Linked DNA regions of Homo sapiens: region 1 is linked to region 2. A link is a contact called in ENCODE Hi-C or POLR2A ChIA-PET data. All regions are on one chromosome and are shown on one strand. Each heading gives the region's core, a stretch centred on a gene start or an enhancer-like site at or near the end of the contact. The rest is flanking DNA. Distances are from core to core; before and after follow the strand shown.

Evidence for each region. Hi-C counts contacts between places; a loop is a spot of excess contacts on that map. ChIA-PET counts read pairs that join two places held with the same protein, here RNA polymerase II (POLR2A).
Region 1: a map of heart right ventricle shows a loop between it and region 2 (1.8-fold over the local background). The contact joins the enhancer-like site here to the promoter of AKAP12 in region 2. A Hi-C loop is called at or near these places in 1 of 168 maps with a recorded cell type or tissue (heart right ventricle) and 1 of 37 single-sample maps with no recorded cell type. POLR2A ChIA-PET finds 5 or more read pairs at or near these places in 5 of 52 experiments (AG04450, H1, IMR-90 and 1 more).

The regions. Positions count from the first base shown.
Region 1 is chr6:151,080,645-151,084,636 of GRCh38, forward strand. The region is part of intron 26 of MTHFD1L (methylenetetrahydrofolate dehydrogenase (NADP+ dependent) 1 like); the gene reads left to right. Among named protein-coding and RNA genes, the nearest start is that of MIR12131, 20 kb to the right of the region's middle. Within about 2 kb of position 1,552, at least 3 of the 41 ENCODE cell types and tissues checked have a DNase peak (open chromatin) inside an H3K27ac peak, as active enhancers do.
Region 2 is chr6:151,237,793-151,241,356 of GRCh38, forward strand. It overlaps AKAP12 (A-kinase anchoring protein 12), which reads left to right and starts at 2,175. Exons shown (of 5, transcript NM_005100.4): 1 at 2,175-2,267; 2 at 2,592-2,932. The coding sequence starts at 2,771. RefSeq lists enhancers at 1,978-2,487, 2,565-3,142.

The sequences.
Region 1 (3,992 bases), core at 302-2,801, 160 kb before region 2:
GTAACAAAAGACCATAGACTGGGTGGCTTCAACAACAGAAGTTTATTTTATTTTCTCACAGTTCTGGAGGCGGGAAGTCCAAGATCAGGGTGCTGGCAGGGCTGGTTTCTGCTGAGGCCTCTCTTCTTGGCTTGCAGACAGCTGTCTTCCCTGTATGTCGTCTTCTCTGTACACAAACATCCCTGTGACCTCTTCCTCTTCTTTTAAGGACACTCAGTCCTATTGGATTAGGGCCCCATGCTTATGACCTTTTTGGGTTGTTTTTTGTGTTTGTTTTGAGATGGGGTCTTGCTCTGTCACCCAGGATGGAGTGCAGTGGCACGATCATGGCTCCCTACAGCCTCGACTTCCTGTCTCCAAATGTAGTCGTATTGGGGGATTAGGATGTCAATATAGGGGTTTTGAGGGGATGCAGTTCAGTCCATTATATACAGTAAGCCACTTCTAGACCCAGTCTGAAGTCCTGAGCATTCAGCTGGTATCTGGAGTGGATCACCTAAGAAACATTACAGAACAATATAGGCCTCTGGTATTTAAAATAGTTTAATTACGTCACAGGGTAGTCCTGAATTCTTTCCTACTTCAGCCAGTCTTGGCCAGCCGAGTTTCAGGGTAGTGATGAGCACTGATGAGGTGACTCCCCCTTCTCCAAACTCTTCCTTTGCCACTGTCCCAAGAAAACCATAAAGGGGAAGTTTAAATGATGGATGTAATTTTCCTGACTTGGGCTGGGCGCAGTGGCTCACACCTGTAATTCCAGCACTTTGGGAGGCTGCGGTGCGCAGATCACCTGAGGTCAGGAGTTCCAGACCAGGCTGGCCAACATGGTGAAACGCTGCCTCTACTAAAAATGCAAAAAAAAAAAAAAAAAAAAAAAAATAGCCAGGCATGGTGGCACACGCCAGTAATCCCAGCTACTTGGGAGGCTGAGGCAGGAGAATTACTTGAACCTGGGAGGCAGAGGTTGCAGTGAGCTGAGATCTTGCCACTGCACCCCAGCCTGGGTGACAGAGACTGTCTCAAAAATAATAATGATTTCCCTGTCTTATGTTTTTCTACTACACAGCTTATTATCTCTGGGCAGGAGCTTTCCCAGGGTCGGAGGGGCAAGGGTCTAGTTGTGAGGGAGAGAGGTGAAAGCAAAAGGGAAATGCTAAATGACATGGCACAGCAAGCAAGGTCTAGGCAGCTGCGCCTTTGATAACAAGCTGCTTGAAGAGAAAGACCAGATCGGCTGAGTGAAAGCACTGTCCATCCTCCCCACCCCTTCCTTCCTGCTTCCTCCTCTTCCCATCTCCTCCAGCTTCTCCTTAAAGGGACTACCGAATGATGATTTCCTTGCCAGTAGGACCTTGACATAAAACCCAGCCCACAACATCACAGTTGATTTTCAAGGGATGAGCTTCTCAGAAACCAGAATTTAATTACTTAATTTTGAGTTTCCAAACAATAAAATATATTATTAAATTGATTTGTTTTCCACACGTAGTGGAGATTTTCATGGTGTGCTACCTGTCGGTCAAACGGCTGATGAATGAGTATGTCGCAAAAACTCTAGGTGGGAATATGACACATGAGGAATGGAATTTGTGCTTCAGCTCTTCCCAGCATCTTCTTGGGCTGCACAAGAGTTGGTAGTCTTTCATCTCCTAAGGACTGAAGGGCCATTTAGAATCACACCTGTTTTGAGTTTATAGTCACGCTTCTGAAACTTTCTCTCTTACAGCCTTATCTGACCTCAATCAAGCTACCCCTGTTCATTTAAATACTTTAGGTCTTGGCTATTGGTTTAGCTTAACATTTGATTGCCATAAATAAGAACTACAGAAAGCGTGACTTGTAAAATTGTAGACCCAGAAAAATTAGGGAACAATCTCATAATACTAATGAAACCTTTTTTCCCATAAAATAAATACATAATTAGATATAGAAGATTTTTTTTTTGGTTTAAGCTATCTTTTCCTATTTCTATCTTAAATAATTTACAACTCTCCTTTAATCCAGGCAATTATCAATTCTATAATAAAATAACAACAATGGGTACTGTGTATTAAACTCTAAACTAGGGTCCTTCATCTCATTTGAATTTTGAAATGACTCCATAATATATTGTTATACTCATGCTGTAGTTATAGATAAAGAACGAGGGCTGACCTTTGACAATCACAATCAAAAAAAACAAAACAAAAGAAGTGAAGGCTGAGCGAAGTAACTCACCCAGCAAGATGCAATTCGTATAGGGTAGAGTCCCCTGTCTCCCGATAATGCTTTGCCCCACACCTGAAAGTCTTGATCTGGTTCCCATTACCCCTCAGACTTTGGGTCCCCAGTAGAACCTTTGCACTTGCAGTTCTCCTTCCTAATGGGCTCAGGGAAACTCACATGACTGCCTGGAGGCTGTTTCTGCACCTGTAGATGGGAATGGGCAAGTCTCTCCCGACTCACTTGTCTCATAGTGTTGTTGAAAGGCTCAGGTGTGATCATTACAGTGAAATAAGGAAAGGCAGGGAAGAATCTCCATCGTTCTCCAAATACGAAGAATGAAATGCAATTTTTTTTTTTTTCTTTTTGAGACGAAGTCTCACTCTTGTCACCCAGGCTGGAGTGCAGTGGTGCCATCTCGGCTCACTGCAACCTCTGCCTCCCAGGTTCAAGCGATTCTCCTGCCTCAACCTCCCGAGTAGCTGAGATTACAGGCACCTGCCACCATGCCCAGCTAATTTGTGTATTTTTAGTAGAGATGGAGTTTCACCATGTTGGCCAGGATGGTCTCGATTTCTTGACCTCGTGATCTGCCCACCTCGGCCTCTCAAAGTGCTGGGATTACAGGCGTGAGCCACAGCGCCCGGCCACAAATAAGTTTATACCCTTGTAGTCATGGCCTTTCTTTTATCTTTCTGGTAATGAATAAAAATGAAGCATATAAGTGACAGAGAAACCAGCTACTTGATCAATAGTGGCATTGTTTCACAATTGTCTGTATTGGATTTTGCCAACCCACTAGAGAGTTACCAAAGCACATTTCTGACATAACTATGATTGATTTTTTTTTAATTTTTGACTAAATATGTTACTTTGACTAAATTGGTTACTTCATTGCATAATGGTGACCATTTACACTTTTCAGATAGGTACAAAAAATCTGTGTATTCTAGCTGGCCATGAAAGAGTAGCAAGCCTGTTATTTTTAAGAAAAAAGCTCGAGTAGTTACTGTATTTGTATCATTTTGGAAATCTCTCATTTTTCTAATCAGCAAAATGGGGATAATGTAAATAACAATAACCCTGACCTCACAGGGTTCTTGGGATTAAATGAGATATGGTGCATACAACGTGCTTAGCATGGCGCCTGGAGTATGGTCAGAACTTAACAAACACAAGTTATAAATGAGGTCCCGAAATACAAGAAATTCACTTCCTCAGAAACCTTCCTTGAGCCTGGCTACATCTATAGCTACATTTTCTACATGTTAAATGCCTCCCTCAGAAGTGTCACTGTTGGAGTTGCCAGGGCACCAATTTATTACTTTGAAAATAGATAAATAAAAGAATCAAGACAAAAGAAAAAGGTGCTACCAAAGAAGACATTCTGTCTTACACTGGATCACACGAGATGTGGATATTTGGCCCGGAACTGCTCACATGGGTCAGCAAGCCTGAGAATGACCGTGGAGAGAAATGGCTGGGGCTGCAGGACTCAGCCAAGCCTGGCACGCGTGTCTTCCGGGCACCGGAGCAGGACGTTGTCTGAAAACATGAAGAATGAAATGGAAGTAATGTAATACCTGGGGTCGGGGCTGGGGGAAGCTTTCTAAGTACAGGCAGGGTCTTTCTATGTTGCCCAGGGTGGTCTTGAACTCCTGGCCCCAAGCGATCCTCCCACCTCGGCTTCCCAAAGTGTGGGGATTGCGAGTGTGGGCCACTGTGCCTGGCCTAATTACTGATTTTAAATATTAATCTTTCTAAAAGTCAAACTCCAGAACTGTGCATGT
Region 2 (3,564 bases), core at 925-3,424:
TGCAATCCTTTCTGAAAATTTAAAGGGTAGTAGATGTGAAAAGCTTTGCTAAGAATTTCCCAGGAACAAAGTAAATATAATCTCACAGAATGTGAAAATGTTGATAGTATTTGTGCTACTTACTGATACATTTTCAAATGTGCTGACGTTAATCATTCTCAAATAGTTTTTTTTTTCTTCTTCTTTTTTTTTTTTTGGGACGGAGTCTTAATCTGTCATCCAGGCTGGCGTGCAATGGCATGATCTCAGCTCACTGCAACCTCCACCTCCCAGGTTCAAGCAGTTCTCGTGTCTTGGCCTCCTGAGTAGCTGGGATTACAGACACGCGCCACCATGCCTGGCTAATTTTTGTACTTTTAGTAGAGACGGGGTTTCACCATGTTGCCCAGGCTGGTCTTGAACTACTGTCCTCAGGTGATCCACCCACCTCGGCCTCCCAAAGTGCTGGGATTACAGGTGTAAGCCACCACACCTGGCCTCAAGTAGGTTTTAACAGTGCTTTTTGCTCTTAAAATCCTAAGTGAGGTCCAAATGCCACGTTTCAGTAACACCTCTGAGAGGAGAGAACACAGTTGATTGAAAGGGAAGGGGAGTGCCATGCGGTGGTGAAGCGTGGACCCTGAAAGCAGATGCCAGTTGGACTTCCTGCTCTTCCAACTCCTGGCTGTGAAACCTGAAGCACACAATTTAATTTCTCCGGGCCTACTCCTCCCCCTCCTGCCAATGGTAAAATGAGAATAATACTATCTATCCCATGGGGTTATTGTAAAGATTATTATGTAAAGTGCATTGAACAGTGCCTGGTACAGAGTAAGAATTCTAATGTTTCCTAAATAGTCAAAATTTAAGTCAAAATGGGGGAAATGTGTATAAATTCCTAAAACTAAGCATTTTGCAAATATACTGTTTCTTAAGAGATAAACTCCAGAGAAATTGGCCTTCGTGTAGTCCTTTAAATAAAAATAATTAATTCAGAAAACAGGCCCAGTGTGGTGGTTCACACCTATAATCCCAGCACTTTGAGAGGCCAAGGCAGGAGGATCGCTTGAGCTCAGGAGTTCAACACTAGCCTGGGCAACACAGCGAGACCTTGTCTCAAAAAAAGAAAAAGAAAAAAAATTAATTCAGAAAACAAATTTGATGGTGAGTAACTAACCTATGGTTCCCAGGGTACCATTCGATTCATGCAATTCATTAGGCATGAAACATCCTAGTGCTGAACTACTGCTTACACCCTTTCTACAAAATTGTACTAAATCTGAGTATGAGATATTTATCTGGAATTTGGTGTGAATATTCCGAAAGTTTCTTCCTTCTTTCTTTCTTTTTTTTTTTTGACAGAATCTTGCTCTGTCGACTAGGATGGAGTGCAGAGGCACAGTCATAGCTCACTGCAGCCTCGAATTCCTGGGCTGAAGTCATCCTTCTACCCCAGCGTCCCCAGCCTCCTGAGTAGCTAGGACTACAGGTGCACCACTGCGCCTGGCTAATTTTTTTATTTTTTGTAGAGACAAGGTCTCGCTATGTTAACCAGGCTGGTTTCTTCATTCTTAATGGAGATTCAAAGTATTTGTGAAAACTGGGGCACTCGGTTGCTAGTTACAACTGGAATAAATTTTGTCTTTCAGCCCCAAAGCCTTAATGCTTTGCGCCAAGCAATCCAGCTACAAATTTAATTTAGTTCAAATACTTATTGATTGGCTGCCATGCTCATGTAATACATATTATATTCAAGGGTCGGAAATGAAAGGATGCAAGCCACTTGTGCTGGTATTATTTAAAGTCTTCATCTTTTGAGAAAGGCTGACGGCAAAGGAACAGATCTATGCTGTCATGTGTCGGCATCGCGCGGAGCAGAGGTGGCCTGGATGGGTAACTTCCAGCACAGGCCCTCAAAGAAGGACGGGCACATTTCCGGTAACAGCCTCATTTCCCCCCGTTCCCCGGGGGAAGGGGGGCGGCTAGCACTGCTGATGGCATCGCCTGACATCACTTGTTCCGGAGGATAGGAGAGCGTGGGCCTGCGTGGCCCACCTCATCCGTGGCCTGACTGCGTTAACCTCTCGGTTCCCTGCTCTTGCCACGTGAGGTGCCCAAATATGGTCGGACTCAGGAGGAGCCAGGGAGCGCTTGCCTTTCTCCTGCTAATGGGGAGGAGGCTGGAACAAATGTTTGGAGTTAAACACAATCTGCAGGAAAGCAAATGGGGACTCGGACTCGCTCCTGGGCGAGCTGAAAGTCGGCTGCAGCAGAAGCTCCTGCCTTGGGTGATCCATCATTTAATAAACCCCAGAGAATCCAGTGTCCCCGGCAGGCTTTTTGCTCCCCTGCTCTCTTGCCTTCTGAGGCCCTGGGTCGTCCCCGCAGCTCTAGTCGCCCTGTTAGAAACGGGAGGCGCCCGAGGGCCGGGTGGGCGGCTGCCTGGACCTGGGCTGGCGCGTCGCAGCGCCTCTGGTCCCGGCAGCCTGGGGGCAGATGCTGCTGCAGGGCGTGTCTGGGGCTGTGCTCATGTGATGAAGCGAGGGAAAAACCGGGGGGAGGGGGGCGGAGGCTAAGAGGTGGCCTTTTTTTTTTTTTCCTTTTCTTTTAAGGAGTTTGCCGCGAGCGCGTCTCCTTCATTCGCAGGCTGGGCGCGTTCGCAGTCGGCTGGCGGCGAAGGAAGGCGCTCTCGGGACCTCGCGGGCGCGCGTCTTTTGGCTCTTGCCCCTGTCCCTGCGGCTTGGGGAAGGCGTAACCCGGCGGCTAGGCGCGGGAGAAGTGCGGAGGAGCCATGGGCGCCGGGAGCTCCACCGAGCAGCGCAGCCCGGAGCAGCCGCCCGAGGGGAGCTCCACGCCGGCTGAGCCCGAGCCCAGCGGCGGCGGCCCCTCGGCCGAGGCGGCGCCAGACACCACCGCGGACCCCGCCATCGCTGCCTCGGACCCCGCCACCAAGGTACGGGCGTGCCGGGCCACCTGCGCCGGGAGGCGCGGGTCTTTGGGGGTGGGGGTGGGGGTGGGGGGGTCCCTCCGATTTCCGCCGAGAGAACTTCCCAGCCCATCCAGCCGCATCTGCAAACTCAGGAGTGCGAACCCCTCTTTGGAGGCTTTTCAGGGTCTTTCGCGCCGGGGCGGGGCCAGAGCAGCGGCGAGCGCGGCGGGGGGCTTGCATCTTTGTCGCGGGTCTCCAGGGGAGGCGACTGCGCCATGCGCAATAATAAAACCCGCGCCCTGCCCACGGCGGCTGAGCCTTTCTGCGCACTCTTCCGGTGGGAGCCATGCAGCCCGAGGCGGAGGAGCTGCGCGGAGGGGGATCCGTGGAGAATGGACCCCGGGCCGGGCCTCCGGAGCTCCGAGATGCGGAAAGTCAGCTGTGAGGCCAGGACTCGTGGTGGAGCCCGCCGGGGAGCCCAGCCACCCTCGGGTTCCCCGTCGCGTACCGCCCTGGATGCCAGCGGTGCCTGGAGCGAGCGGGTTTGGTACCCAGTCCTCCTGCGGCAGCGGCCCGAGCAGGCACCGCCTTCCCGAGGCAGAGAAAGCCTGGGGTGTAGCTCGCTCAGAGCCAGGAAAAACCTGGGCAGGCGCTGC